Linked DNA regions of Mus musculus: region 2 is linked to region 1. The links are chromatin loops, found by intact Hi-C in ENCODE. Cell type or tissue: left cerebral cortex. All regions are shown on one strand.

The links. A loop is a pair of places that touch in the nucleus more often than their neighbours do. Peaks named below come from ENCODE experiments on the same cell type or tissue, not always from the same donor. Only the 100,000 strongest peaks of a DNase experiment are listed, where the experiment ranks them.
Region 2: it touches region 1 in a loop (4-fold over the local background); 6 of 42 quality-filtered maps call a loop at or near these places.

What each region holds. Positions count from the first base shown.
Region 1 is chr11:112,776,111-112,784,110 of GRCm38, forward strand. It overlaps Sox9 (SRY (sex determining region Y)-box 9), which reads left to right and starts at 6,100. Exons shown (of 3, transcript NM_011448.4): 1 at 6,100-6,905; 2 at 7,699-7,952. The coding sequence starts at 6,475. RefSeq lists an enhancer at 4,141-4,929, a cis regulatory region at 5,706-5,720 and a promoter at 5,922-6,429. In left cerebral cortex, a CTCF peak has its summit at 3,911; DNase peaks (open chromatin) are centred at 3,826, 4,624, 5,038, 5,512 and 4 more places; H3K4me3 peaks cover 3,127 bases; H3K27ac peaks cover 2,249 bases.
Region 2 is chr11:111,901,222-111,909,221 of GRCm38, forward strand. No RefSeq gene overlaps it. Among named protein-coding and RNA genes, the nearest start is that of Gm30337, 100 kb to the left of the region's middle. In left cerebral cortex, CTCF peaks have their summits at 3,068 (motif pointing right), 3,654 and 3,853; a DNase peak (open chromatin) is centred at 3,074.

The sequences.
Region 1 (8,000 bases):
GGACTAAGGCTGGATCCTGCCAAAAAGGAGACCTTGGGATGGCTTAAGGGCGGAGACTAGATGCTACCCACTCCGGGCATTCAAAACCACAGGAAACACAAGAGAGCATCATAAGGAGACAGATGGAGAAACAATGAAGGGGGCGGGTGTGGGGATGTGTGGCCAGGACAGGATGTCTTCCTGTGTGGTGCTCCATCCTCTGGGGCCCCAGTTCCAATGCTCAAAGCTATTTACCCTCCTCTCCCGGTTTCTGCTCTGCCAGGGCTCTGTCAATTTGCAAAGCACATCTGGCTATCTCTCAGTAGCTCAGCATGTGTCTTCAATGGGGTTCTATTTGGGGCTCCCTCGGGAGTTTCTACAGAGGAGCCCCCAGGGAGAAGGGGGGCACTGGAGTATAAGGTAGTAGTAGAGTTTTCCTGAGGGAGCCCACCCAGCCACCTTCATTCCTACCTCAGTCAAATGGCACTTAGCACCTAGCCACTCTGGAAACATCTTTCCAGGTATGTCTGGGGTGTCAGGAAAGCCAATCTGAAAGGAAAGATAAAATGTTCACATACCCAAGCCTGTGTTTACTTCACCCAGCTTATCAACAGTAATCGTCTTTGCGCCTGGACGTTAAGGCGGGTGGAACTAAGAAAGTCCCCTTCTTGGGCTCAGTGAAACCAACACCCGGTCCTGTGAGCCTCACAAATACCCAGAGAGAACACATGTCTTCATGATTGAGTCCTCTCAGTCTCCACTCCCCAACTAGGAAAGAGAGCAAAGAAGCTTCCAGCTCTAGGACAACCTGTCTCTCCCACAGGACATAAACACATTTTTGTCCCACGGAGAGGGACAGGACTTAGCATGGTATGGTGGTGTGTTACCTGCATGCTTTGGAGTTGGAGGGTGGGGGTAGGGATGACAAAGTTGAAGTTGGCTATGTAGTAAGCTCCAGGCCAGCCTGGGACACATATATAAGACCCTGTCTAAAAAAAGAAGGGGCAGGGCAAGGAGGAAGAGAAGGAGGAAGAAGGGTCAGGGAGGAGGAAGGAGAGGGGCCGTAAGGGGAAAGAAGGAAAAGGAAGAGGTCCCTGTGACATTCCAGCATCATTCTGTAATGTCAAGGTTCCCAGGTGACCACTAGTGGCCAGTGCCCAGGCAGTCTGGTTAAAATGTCACTCTGTAAATCTGGAGGTGCTCCTGACTTAAGAGTGACCCCGTGACCTTACACTTAGCCTTACCCTTAGGACAGAAGGTAGATCCCTGGAGCTCTGGCCATGGGACTGGGGACTACTGACTTTGACTGATCTTCTTGGGGTCTTCCTCCTGCCAGCCTGAACCCAAGGCAGATCCTAAAAGCAGCTGAAGGGTCTCTCAGCTTGGCCCAGGCTAAGCTCAGGGTACAAAGAAATGGGGGAGCTGGCTGCAGGCTCCATTTCTCAGTTCCGTTGAGATGGGAGTCTCCAGAAAGCAGGTTCCTCTTACCTATGGCAATTTGCTTTCAGGATTGGGGATTGGGATCATATGGTAAAGGTGTGCCCTCCCTTTCCACAGGAGACCATAGAGACCTTTAAGGCTATTCGGAAAAACTCACCCTACTATCGTGGACCTGGAAGAGGGAAAAAGCAGGTTAGACACCCATCGGGTTGGGAAAACAAAGCTGTTGTCATAGGGTCCACCCTCCCTTAGGAGACCCGCACACAACTCTTCTCAGGAACGTGGCCCTTTGGAGGAACCCCTTTCCTGGGACTAACCACCTTTGCTCAGAAAGATTCCTAGGAGCCAGGAGAGCAAACAGCAGAAACAGCTGCCCAAAGACTGCTGCAACCCAGTGAGCCCTGGGGCTGAAGTGAGCCTGGAGCTCCGCCCCGCAGAGCAGAGCCTGCTTCTCGGGAGGTGCCTCCATATTAAGTGCTCACTTTATTTTTTATTTTTAAATTAACCCTGCAAAATACCTCTAGTTAAAAGGAGGGCAGTCTTGAGTTAAGACATTCGGCCCAGGAAATTTACCTCCACAGGGTGCTTGTTCTAAGGGACTAGGGGAAGGAATTCATCCCAGGTACCACCTCTAAAGGCATATTTTTTAGGCTGATGGTTTTCTCTTGGGATTGCTGTCTCTTGAGAGGGAGAAAAGTTCCCTCCCTCCTCTCCACTCCCATTTTAAGGCTCAGACAGTTTAGAGTCTCTGGTCCTCATACTCCCTGAAGGTGGGAGGTCCTTCTGGGTTGCAGCCACTGGTGTCTTGACTGATAGCTGCAGGGAGGGGGGGGGATTTTAGGGTCTCCGGGTTTTGTGTCATTTTGAGTAACATAGGTCCCCATTTGGAGAGAAATGGGCTCATGTGTATGTGTAGAGGCTGGGAGGTCTGGCCGCTAAGCTCACACAAGCAAACAGCCCAAAGGCCGCACTTATTAAGATACTTACTGCATACCTTCGAATCTGCAGCTTTGCTCCCGCCCCCAGCCCAAGCCCCCCGCTGTGCCCTTGCTGTTGCTACCAAGCCCAGCGCCTGCCCAGGCTTACCTGGCGCTCCCTTCCCAAAGGAAACTGTGGCTGGAAAAGCAAAAAACAAACATTGCATGCCTCAGCGAAAAATGGAAATCACGGAAGAGCGGCTGGGAGCCCTGTGCACGGGGACCTCGTGTCCAGCTTGAAGCATAAATCCTGTGAGATTGCTTCACGTGGACCGAGTCAGGGAACTGTATGACAAAATGAGGTAGCCCTTTCATGGATCACACTGTTGAATGTAACCCGGGGTTGGTGTCTTACTGCGGGGTACAACTGTCAGCACGCACCACACCAAACTAATATTTCTTAGAAGTTGGGACCGTGTTGGAAATGGCTTTAGACGAGGTCCCCACTTTGCTAAGGATTTTTGGAGCAGGGAGGGTTGTTTTTTTTTTCCCTTAATTCTTCATGTGGAGAAAATGCAAGTGACTGAGCCTTCACACCCTCCCTCCTGCCCACCAAGAGCTGGATTCTCTCTAGGTCTAGCAGTACTCCTGAGCCCTCTCAACACACACACACACACACACACACACACACACACACCACACCTACCCCTGTCCCCATTTGGACTGCTAGGATCTACAGGCCTCTACCAGGAAAATTGGGCCCTGCATTGCTGGAGGGAGAAAAGGTGGGAGGAATCCTAGATGAGGACTTCCCAAGGTCATCTCTTGGGATCCTCTAGTGCCTCTGTGTTGGGAAGCCCCTTTCATCTTAGCCTTCAGTCTTTCCAGCCCTCATACCCAGGAGGCTGCAGACCCCAGATCATCCATCCACCTCTAGGCAGGAGGGTACAGCTAACACTGAGCAGCAAGACTCACATTCCCAGTCCGTAATCGAAACACAGTCTGGACTCGGGATGCTTACCCCCTCCCTACCTCAAGCCTGAAGAATAATGCAAGACTTCCAGAATCAAGTCAGGAAGGAGAGTCCTGGGTGACTGAGTCAAGTCACAGCGGACTAATCCCCTGAAGGGCTGCTTGGGAGTGGACTTTACCTGTTCTGGAAGAAATGCCAGCCCAGCCACTCTTAAACTGATGGTACCTAAAGGACAGACTTGGCCTGATCTTGGCACACCTGATAACTCTTGGCACCTGGGGAACGAGCAGAGTATTCCCCCTTCCTCTCGTTCTCCAGGTTGTTTGTGAATGAGAACAGTGAGCATCTACAGTGCTTTTCCCACCCCAATTCCCTGTAGACAAGCACTTCCCAGGTCCCCCCTAACACAGTGGTATCGGCACAGGAAAGAATAAAAATAGGAATTCCTGTAGAGATAAGTCTCATCTTGGAAACAGAACTGACCGCAAGCAACACGCTACTGCCACCTCCCCCACCCGGGCCCCTGCTGGTCCACCTCAAGGAAAGTTTTCCAGCAGTTTCTCAAAGTTCCAGACCAGTTTCTGGGCTTTTGGCGCCCCCTCTGGATGTTGCTGAAAATTGCAGTGTAATTTTCATGTCAACTGTTTTTTAAAAATAGTTTCTCCCCGAAAAGATCAAGAATATAAACACACTTTCGTGGAGGCGTAGAAATATGTAAGAAGTTTCACGATTTAAAATGTCGCAGCACATTATATCTCTCCATATTTTGTATTAAGGGTATATTTATAAATGGATGTATTCATGAACAAATACTTAATAAAATATTTCAAAATGCCCTAAGGCCACTGTCGTTTTCGTTGCCTTTGTGCCAGAATACGTGATAATTACAACAAATTACAACTGGCTGTTTTAATACATCTGACAGTGGCCCCTGGTCTCTTCAAATACCTCCATCCCAGAACATAGAAGTGCGTCTACACGAACAAAACCTGGTCCCCTACTCTGGAAAAAAAAAAAAAGATATATTTTCCTACACGTTGTGAGAATAATCGGAGCTACGAATATATGGCTATTGTTTGTAAATCTCTTAAACTCGTAAACAGGCTACAGGGTAGTAGAGACATGCAATGCTAGGAACATTCGTTTGAAAAGAAACTTCGACTGAACAGAGTTGTAGCTTGCTGCTATCACGAGTTCCTTTCCCCAAATAACAAATGCCCACTTCGGAAGAAAACGAGAGGAAAACGAGCTTTTCAAAAGCATCCCAAAGAAAAGATTCGTTTATGTCTAAGTGTCCACACTTAGCAAATTAGAGGGGAGGAACCTGTCTTTGATATGATACAGGCCGATTCGCTTTATCAATAATTTAGTAAGTTCAAAGCGAAGCTTTGCAAGAATCAGAAAGGGGATGTTTAAATGAAATTGTTTATCTTTTTTTTTTTTTTACACCGTTGTGAGTTTGTTTGTGGTTCCGAGGGCATGTCGCCCGGTGGCAACTAAGATTTTTATTCGTTCCAGAAAAGATAATTCCTCCCTTAGCCAACCTTGCTCTAAGAGTTTGAGTAAACACGCAGCTTCGGCTCCAAGCACTCTTAAAGTGCAACGGACACCTAAGTGGCCTCCCCCAGAACGCCCACCTGTGTGCAGGTCTAAGAGGACGCAACTAAAGTCCAGACGCCTAGAGCTTCGCCCTCTTAGGTATCTGGTAAAAGGAAGGCCCAAGCAAGGGAGCCACAGGGCTCCGCCAAAGTGGCCCGTTTTGTCTGGAGTCTCCAGTCCAAGTCAAGGGCCTTCTCGGCCTCACCGCCCGGCCCTGCCACCTTTGCAAACTTCGCCCTCAACCCCGGAGTAGTTTTGCAAACTCCAGTGGCGAGCCTGACGGTGTTTGTGACTCAGTCAGGAGGCAAGAAGCAGAACTCTAAAGTAATAATCCTGACTACGAGGGGCGTCAGAGTACTGGAGGGGCCGGGAAAGGACTTGTCAGTTCAAGGTCGGCGTGGCCCACGGGACCGGCCGCAAGAGCCGGGGACTGCGCGGTCCCTGCCGCCAGCCTTTGCCTGGTGCTCGGCTTTGGTTTTCATTGATTCCCCACTGCGGGAGCGCAGCAGAAGCTCCAGTCACCACACCAGCTTCGTTGAACCAGAGCGCGTTAATCTATTTATATGGATTATTACAGAGAACAGCGGGCGTTGAGTCACCCAAACATTTGCTTCCAAAAGACCATTTCTAAGCACTTTTTTTGGAAGCCGGCAGACTCCAGGCGCAGAAGCCCAGCTCCGCTTTGACGAGCAGCTGTTGCAATTTCCATTGCTGTAAACGCCAGCGAAGTCCCGGGTACCACGGAGACAGCATCGAAAAGTGGGGGTGGGGGGTTGTGGAGGGTCCTAGTCTAGACACGCTCGCGTGCACGCGCACACACACACACACACACACACATACACACACACACACACACACACACACACACACACACATCGGTTCACACGGAGACCGTTCCAAAACTGTGACATTCCGAGAGTAGAGAGCAAACTTACACACTCGGACGTCCCGGGTCCCCCGCTTGCCCCGCGCCCCCCTCCAAGTCCCCTCACCCCACCATCCACCCTCTGGCTGAGCTCCCCTCCCTTCTCCTCCCCTCCTGTCTCGTCACCCAACCCGGAGCCACAATCCTCCCCAGCCCCCCTTCCAAAATCCGGTCCAATCAGCGACTTGCCAACACTGATGACTCAAGAGCTAGCCGTGATTGGCCCGAGGTATCTAACGTGAAGGAGGAGTATTTATTAGAGACCCTGAGCTGGAAGTCGGAGAGCCGAGAGCGCTGCTCGGAACTGCCTGGAAACTTCTGTGGGAGCGACAACTTTACCAGTTTCAGTCCAGGAACTTTTCTTTGCAAGAGAGACGAGGTGCAAGTGGCCCCGGTTTCGTTCTCTGTTTTCCCTCCCTCCTCCTCCGCTCCGACTCGCCTTCCCCGGGTTTAGAGCCGGCAGCTGAGACCCGCCACCCAGCGCCTCTGCTAAGTGCCCGCCGCCGCAGCCCGGTGACGCGCCAACCTCCCCGGGAGCCGTTCGCTCGGCGTCCGCGTCCGGGCAGCTGAGGGAAGAGGAGCCCCAGCCGCCGCGGCTTCTCGCCTTTCCCGGCCACCCGCCCCCTGCCCCGGGCTCGCGTATGAATCTCCTGGACCCCTTCATGAAGATGACCGACGAGCAGGAGAAGGGCCTGTCTGGCGCCCCCAGCCCCACCATGTCGGAGGACTCGGCTGGTTCGCCCTGTCCCTCGGGCTCCGGCTCGGACACGGAGAACACCCGGCCCCAGGAGAACACCTTCCCCAAGGGCGAGCCGGATCTGAAGAAGGAGAGCGAGGAAGATAAGTTCCCCGTGTGCATCCGCGAGGCGGTCAGCCAGGTGCTGAAGGGCTACGACTGGACGCTGGTGCCCATGCCCGTGCGCGTCAACGGCTCCAGCAAGAACAAGCCACACGTCAAGCGACCCATGAACGCCTTCATGGTGTGGGCGCAGGCTGCGCGCAGGAAGCTGGCAGACCAGTACCCGCATCTGCACAACGCGGAGCTCAGCAAGACTCTGGGCAAGCTCTGGAGGTGAGCGCGCGGGCCGCCAGGGAGGGCTCGGTGGCTAGGGGGGACGCGGGCTGCACTCACCGACCCCGCCCCGCCTCCCTGAGCCGCGGAGTTGTGCATCCTGGGGTCTTTGGTCCAGGATGCAGGGCGGCCGGGGGCGGGGGGAGGGAGTGGCTCAGATTTTGAGAAAGTTCTTGGGATTGCTCTTGGTTATGGCGGGGGGGGGGGGAATGGGGGCGTGAATATGACTGCTTTTAGGAAGGTAGAAAGGAGTGAGGGGGTGTGCCAGCCTGGTCCCTCTGGAAAGGAACAATTAGAGGAAGCAAGCCCACCTTCCTTAGGCCAACTGCGCTCATTCCTGGGGAGATGGAGTGAAGGGAAAGTGTAACTGAGACTAGAGGAGACCCAGGCAAGAATTGGGCAAAGCTACTGAGAACCGGCAGGGGCATGGATCAACAGAGCGAGCTTCTTGCAATTTAAATGGGTTTTCGGAAAGTTTTTACTGCGTGTTGGGAGGGGTGGACCGCTCCGGTAGCAAAGGCGTTTAGAGCAGCCTCAGCAGGGAGCTATTTCCATCTTCAGGGTTTCCAAAATAGGAGGCCAGGGGAGGGGGCGGGGCGAAGAGTGACCGCTCAGGTCGACTCTGAGCACTTTTTTAAAAAGAAAAAGAAAGGAAAAAAAAAGTTCTGAGTCTCAGAGAGGGATGGAAAGCAGACTGGAGGGAGGGGGTAGTGCGCGAAGGAGGGGTGGGGACCTGACAGCTCCCGGGGTTTCATTGACCCCCTCCCTCTTTTCTTCTGCCCCCCCCCCCCAGGCTGCTGAACGAGAGCGAGAAGAGACCCTTCGTGGAGGAGGCGGAGCGGCTGCGCGTGCAGCACAAGAAAGACCACCCCGATTACAAGTACCAGCCCCGGCGGAGGAAGTCGGTGAAGAACGGACAAGCGGAGGCCGAAGAGGCCACGGAACAGACTCACATCTCTCCTAATGCTATCTTCAAGGCGCTGCAAGCCGACTCCCCACATTCCTCCTCCGGCATGAGTGAGGTGCACTCCCCGGGCGAGCACTCTGGTGAGCAAGGCGCGAGTGGTCCCCTAGGGGGTCCTCCTGGCACACTCT
Region 2 (8,000 bases), 870 kb before region 1:
GGTCAAAGGTTCAAAGGAACAGTCATTTTTTCTTTAAACTTTTAATTATATACTTTATTTTTTTCACCATTATTTTTTTAATTAGGTATTTTCTTCATTTACATTTCCAATGCTACCCCAAAAGTCCCCGAAACCCTCCCCCCCCCGGTCCCCTACTCCCCCACTCCCACTTTTTGGCCCTGGCATTCCCCTGTACTGAGGCATATAAAGTTTGCAAGACCAATCGGCCTCTCTTTCCAATGATGGCCGACTAAGCCATCTTCAGATACATATACAGCTAGAGTCACGAGCTCTGGGGGGTACTGGTGAGTTCATATTGTTGGAGCTAAAGGGGTCTGCAACCCTATAGGTGGAACAGCCATTTTTAATGAGAGATGCAGAAGAAGCACCTCATTGATTCCCAATATAATTTGCTCCTTTATTTATTTAACCATTATTTGATATTAGCTAGCCTCTCACTTGGCATATAAGCTGCTACCCAGCTGTGGGGTCACGTCAGAAATAGAAGATAGGAAAGAGTTTCAGAAAAGAGTAGGACACCTATGAATAAGAGATTCCTTCGTAGAAGAGTTGGCATCTTTCCAACAAAAGCTCATCAGAGCTCTGCTATTGGTCAGATGTGGCTTTCTTGAATTTCCTACTTAACTGGTTAAAAGCATAGTGGACTACATTTACAGTGATTCTTTTATCTTTTCTTCACATATAGAGAGGCATGTCTTACACTCTTTGCAAGAAAATAATCAATTGAGTAAGAAATTGATTTTTTTCTTTTGCTTCATTGAGTTAGAGTCTTATTAAATAAGCCCCACCTGGGTTTGAATTCTCAATCCTCCTGACCCAGCATCCTGAGTGCTGGGACTATAGGAAAGTGTTACCCTGATGCATGGCAAGTGATTTGGTTTGTGCAAAGACAAATTTTTATTAGTTTCTGTCAGTTTCCGTCTTTTCACTTTTGGATCCTATTCAATTCTTCTGAAGGAAAGAGCCAAAATTTCACCGTTAGATAGTGGTCTACATATGATTTCCCATAAAGAATGAATTATGCTTTAGGAGCAGAATCAAGGATATACTATATCAGAGATCTCTAGATGGGAAGTGAAGCATTCCAAGGACATTTTAGTTTTTGCATGCGCTGCATGGCTGTTTTGTGACGATTATAAAGACAAAATATATAAACAACAGTGTAATCGATCCGCGTAGTGAATGTTCTCATATGGGAGTCAAATATACAGAAATGGCTTGAAATTTTTTACACTAACAGTCAAAGCGAGTAATGTTTTATGAATTTCCTCAGGAGGATAGAGTGTTAGTGGGTCAGATAAAAGCTTACAAAAACAAAGCTGGGCAGACACCACTGAGAAAGTCTCAGACAATATATTGCACTTAGTTCAATTCCACACATTTTTCCTAGTCATCCACAGTATCTGGAAGTGCATCCAAGGAAGCTTGGCTTTTAATACCCTCCATGATACAATTTTGATACACACCCACCCTGGAATTCTACAATTTAAATGAGCATTCTTACTTCCTGAAATGAAGAGAGAGGATCAGGACATAGAGCTTAGGTGTTGCTATGGAAACGTGTTTTAGTTCATTTAAAAAAATATTTTGCATTATACTTATTTGTTTATCCTGTCCTTGAGGTGTGCATGTGCTGTGGCACATGTGTGGGGGTCAAAGGACAACTGGCAAGAAATCAACTCTCGCCTTTCTCCATGTGTGTTTGGGGGATTAAATTCAGGTCATTGGGCTTGGTGACAAGGACCTTTGCAGGCTGAACCATCTTTCCAGTTCCCATTCACTTCTTTATCAATAAATATTGATTGCACAGCTGTGTGCTCACAACGATGACTAAAAGAGACAAAGATTTTCAGTTCAGAAAACTGAATATGTTAAAGAGTTTAAAAGAAGCCCACAATGATAGGGAGGGACTATGCAATAGACTGTTTTTCTTTCTTTTTTTTTAATTGTTCTATAATTTATAATATTGAATACTGGGAATGGTGCCCCTAACTTAGTAGAAGAGGTAAGAAAACAAATGGTGCCGGGCAGTGGTGGCACATGCCTTTAATCTTAGCACTTGGGAAGCAGAGGCAGGCAGATTTCTGAGTTCGAAGTCAGCTGGTCTACAGAGTGAGTTCCAGGACAGCCAGGGCTACACAGAGAAACCCTGTCTCGAAAAACCAAAAAAAAAAAAAAAAAAAAAAAAGAAAGAAAGAAATGGATGGACAGATGGATGGATGGATGGATGAGTGGTTAGATAAATAGATGATTGATGATAGACAGACAGATCGATAAATGGATAGGTGGACAGACAGACAGACAGACACAGATATACATACACAGAGATACAGATAGAGACAGAGATGGGGAGGTGACAGACACTGTTGAGAGTGGAATTAGGAAGCCATGCATCTGGAAACCAAGGAAGAATTTTAAGGATGAAGTTGAGGTTGCCAAAGGTCAAGGGCCATAAAGATTGGAGAGTGCCAAGTGCATAAATCATACCCATACTACTTTTAAGGACCCAGGAATGAAAGGTGGGGCATTAAACGGGGTTGGCTGGATGTAGGAAGATAAAATCAAGGGTCAGTGCACATAAACCACATATAGAGAAGAAGAAAAAAAATGTCAAAAATAGCTCAAACACAAATGAGGTTAATGTTAAGGAGATATATTTTGAGGACATGAACATTATTGAAAATAAGGATGAAAAATGCCCAAAGAAAAGTCATTTAAAATTGTTAGGAAAAAGGTTGAAAATTCTATAACGAGGTGGAAATAGCTCCGTGGAGTTTTAATAAGTAGAAAGAACAAATTGCCCTTCAGACAATTCCGTTCTTCAATGACAGACAATCTAAATCTGTTTATTGAAATCATGCCTTTGGCTATGTTTGCTTGGATTTAATTGTTTTAGGTGGTGAATACAAAATGGGGGCTTGTATAAGCACCTCCGGGTGCTGGAATAATAGGGTAGAACTCTCCAGTCGGTATAAACATGATATCTGTGTTTCTTGAAAGGTGACCATCCAACCCCCTCAGTATTTTTTTCCACCAGGTGGCAATGCCCACTTACAATTGAGACGTAGAAAGCTCAACCAGATGAAAATGGTAAGCACTCTGCATTTCTGAAAGAAGCCCTGACAACTGTTTTAGTATAGGATGCTGACATTGTCATCAGAGTGGCAATGAAAAATTCATGGCAGATTCCTACACTTCTTAGTCTACAGGACACACAGAGAGACCAAAGGGATAGCGCTGGACACTTCATACTAAAATCACATCACCTGACGGTGTGAATGCAAAATGGATTTTTCTAGAAAGAAGAGCCAAGGTTTTATTTATTTGTTTGTAAAGGGAATGCTGGGGGGCATCAGACAAACAAGAGGAAAGGAGGAGAAAGGGACTAGGGAAGAACAAAAAATTAGAAATGAAGAGAACATATTCATAAATCCATACTCAGTCACATTTGTTGAATACAATAAAAAGACACCCTATTAATATGCAATCTAGTGTAACCCAGACCTCAAAGCTGCATGAAACAACAAATGCAGCATTTGCTTTTCTAAAGACATACTTTATTATTTTAAAAGTATGTGTTTGTGTGTGAGAGTGGAGTGGATATGTGAGCTTGAGGGTAGCTACCCATGGAGTCCAGCAGGAGGCTTCAGGTCCTCTGTATCTGGAGTTTTTGGTGGCTCTGAGCTATCCAACATGGGTTCTGCGAATCAGACTAAGGCCATCTGCAAGAGCACTGACCACTCTTAACTGCTAAGCCATCTTCCCATCTCCTTTCATGACTTGATCGTTACATTTGTCTGCTTGTTTGTTCATCTGCAGTACTGAGTATGAAACCTAGGAGCTTGCTCATGTGAATCAACTACTTTCTCACTAAGATCCATTCCCAGCAACCTATTAATTTCTTTCTAAGGCCATGCGTACTTCCTCTCCTTCTCCTTCTCCTGGCATGGCAGATCTCCTTCTTCCTCATTCCTCTGTCCCAAGCTTAGGATTCCTAAAAACCTCCCCTCTGTCTGCCTTGCACATCCATTGGCTTCCAGCATCTTTATTGACCAAGCAGAACCAATTGGAGGCAGGGTCTTACTTGCAGACACTCATGTAAGCAGTTTTGGGGACCAAAATTCACATTCCAATACAAGCAGCATTAGGCCAAGCACACACAAAGATGCTCTTACCAACCTCTTGGTCTGATTTTGATCCTTGGGATTTAAATCATGTGAGGAGAGAAGCAACTCTAGCAAGCTTTCCCCTGACCTCCACACATGAGCCATGACAGATACCATGCATGTATACACATACTCACACATGACAATTTTCTAACAAATAATAAAGGTTTTAGAACCAAAACATGGAGCTTGGTCTTAGTTCTGATACTTAATAGTCATTGATGTTGAATAAAAATTTAAGGCTTGAGGTAGGCATTACATTTAAAATATTTTTGGGGGGCGTAAGAGTTGGGCAAGTGGTTAAGCACACTTGTTGCTCTTGCAGAAGCCCCAGGTTCTATTCTCAGCAGTCACACAGTGACTCACAACTGTCTGTAAGTTTAGTTCCAGGGACTCTTCTGCACTCAGTAGACAACAGGCATATAAGTTGATCATGCACACATATAATGCCAAAGCATTCATACCTATAAAATGAAATAAATAAATCTAAACAAAACAAAACATCTAATCCCCTTCTCTCAACAAAGCTACTCCTTGTTATCCCTCTTGCTGAGATGCAAGGAGAAATGAAGATTATATTCTCTGCTCCCACTAGCCTCAAATACCCTAAGGGAAACCAGTTATCATTCACAGACTAATGATTGAGAACTGCACTGCTTTAATTCTGGTAAGCTTTGCTTACTGTCTCTAAATAATGCTCTCTCTCTCTCTCTCCCTCTTGCTTTCCCCCCACCCCTTGATAGAATCAAGTTCTTAGTGATGGCATGTAGCAGCTACTGAAAATTTAACACATTTGTATCTGTCTAGATTTAATAGTTTTCACAGTCTGTTCCCAAGAACCTAGCCACCAATTGTGTAAAATCCAACCAAATCACAATGGGTAGGTACACAGTCTGAGGGGAGTGTGATAGTCAGCCTGAATGCTTTTGAACATGGATAGCCCAAATGTCTTAATCTGACTTACAGAAGAGCAGAAATTGATTTCTTGATGGTCCTCTCCCTGGTACTAGTTTTTAACTAATCCAGTGCTTGGCTGCCAGGAAGGGTATTTGGCAAACACCTATAGGAGAAGTGTCTAAAACATAAAGTGTGAATCACTGGAAATGGGAGTTCTGTCAAACTAAGGGAATTAAGTTCATTAAAGGTGTGGTAGCTTACTTTACTGTGCCAGCTTGTAATGATCAGGCCTGGCACCAACCCTCAGCGAGTACAAACCCACCCAAACTTGGCAGAGTAAATGACCCTAACCAACCCACCCTCTTGGCTTTCTCTTCAGGTTAAATGGGCTTAAATTAGTAGAAATTGGGTTTGGATTTGGGGCTGTTCTAGTCTGAGGACAAAGAGCAAAGCTGTCTTTGCTCATGGGTAGTGTGAAGTATATCTCCAGCTGACATATATTTACCTTGGAGTCTTTGAGCTCTAAATCAGAAATGAGAATTTATGTTCAAACTCTGACAATACCTGTTTTCCAAATTGTGTATATTTCTCTACATCTCCATAAAAAGTAAACATGTATTCTGTTGGAAAGGATCTTAATGTTAAATAAGAATGATTCTAGATTGCATATGCACAAGTAGAGCATTGTTTGAATGATAGCCAAGAAGAGGTAAGTGTAAGGGGGAGGGCAAACAAAGGAAGGAGCTAAGAAAATTCATTGAGCCTCTCTGAACAGTAATGTCAGCTTTTTGGTTGTTATCGTTGGTTTTTTTTTTTTCTTTTAGTTTTAGTTTCTTGTTTTGCTTTGTTTTGTTTTGCTCTTGAGGCTTATTTGTGTAGCCCTGGCATCTTGAAACTTACTCTATAGACCAGGCTGGCCTCAAACACAAAGATCCATCTGTAATAAGAAAACGTAGTGTAACTCAATGACTATCTGTTTTTTGTTTGCTTGTTTTGTTTGTTTTGTTTTATTTTGTTTTCTATATTTCCCAAGAGAGGAGCTGAAGTTTTACTGAAAAAAGTTATAATGGTCTTAGGCAAATATCACCTTCTTTCCTTAGTGATTTTTTTTCTGTACTGTTAAATTTGGATAATAAAAAGAGAATTTTGGATGGCAGCATTTATGGAGTGTGGAGTTTTATATGTGTATTATTGATTTAATATTGCTGTCTATTGACCAGAAATGGGTAAATGGAAATATGTGGTAGGCTCCCAAATCAGCCATCATTATAGTTATAGTAGTAGTTCCAAGTTTTTATTCACTTTTTTACATGTTTGCTCATGTTTGGGATTATACAGTGTGTGAGGGTCACTTGTGTTCTCTAATGGGGATTAGAGAACAGTGTTGGTTGTCACTTCTTAGCGACCTTCCAACTGGATTTTTTATTGGCCCTGGAGCCTTCCCAAGTAGACTAAATTAGTGGCCAGAAAATTCAAGGCACAAACTTATCTCTCTGTTCTGTTTCACTACAGCCAGGACTAGAAGTGCTTGCCACTGGGTTTAGCTTTTTATAAAGGCTCTAAGGATCCAAATGTGCATCCTCAAAATTTCACAGCAAGTGCCAAGGAAAAGGAGCTTAGGAAGGGACTATCACAATTTGTTATAAGATGAAAAACTGGTTTATTTCTCTTTCTTATCCTATCTGCTTGCTTGCTTATTTGATTTTATCATATTTTTACTTTTGATTATGGTACCAAAAGTCATGGGTGTTGTGGGGAATGTTTTAATAACACTGAAATCCTAAATAATGGTCCTTCAGAATTATTCAACCTCATTAAATGATAAAGAGTAAAATGATAGTTTTAAATAATCCAATTAATTAATTAATTAATTAATTAATTAATTAATGATTTGCTATACATCAAAAATGTGAGAATTGCCAGATAGTGGGCACACAGAAATGATTATAAAGAAGGTCGATGCCAACACAGGCTTTATATGCTTATGTTAATAGAATTTTAGTTGGGATTTTCTTTCACCTGAACAGACATTTATCATAGTGATGATAAAACAAAGAGCCAGAGCAATTCCCACCTAGGAGACTATAGAGGAAGATAGAAAAGAGAGAGAGAGAGAGAGAGAGAGAGAGAGAGAGAGAAAGAGGGAGAGAGAGAGAGAGGAATATGAGATGTGGTTAAGTATTGAAAACTCATGAAGTACACCAATTCATAGGAAATCAGCTTATATTTTATCAGCAAGCAGTACTGCTCAGGGCCATTGACTGTAGACTACAGGTTTTGGTTCCACCCAATGATTCAAAATGACATTATTCCACTCAAAAAGAAAAGAGAAAAACAGAGCAAAGAGTAGATGTGGAGAAATGGCATGAGCAAGCCGGCTAATGAAAGCTCAAACATACTTGGGGAGAAGAAAAGAAAAGAGCTTTGCTTTTCCCCCATATTTTTGAGAGTATAATAGAATTGCATTCTCTCTTCCTTATCTCCCTCCTACCCTCTCATCTACCCCTCCTTGGTCTAGCTACCCTAGGCTCTCTTTTAAATTCATGGCCCCTTTATTAATTGTTATTACATACATTTTTGTATGTGTAAATGTATATATTCCTATATTATCTGCTCAGTCTATGTAATGTTACTTATATGTATGTGTTTCCAGGGCTGACTGCTTGGTATTGTATAAATACTTGGTGTGCTTTCCTGGGGAAGACTGTTTCTCCCATTCCCAGCATTTCTCAATTGCGTGAGGTTATAGGGGTGGGGTTTTCCTGATCCATTTTGACTTGACTTTGGTGTTATCCTCAAAGGAAGAGCTTACATTTAGATACACTTATGTCTATAATCCTAGGACACAGGAGGTGGAGGCAGGAAGATCAGAATCGTTCTCAGCTGTAGATAGAGTTTGAAGATCTAGGTTATATG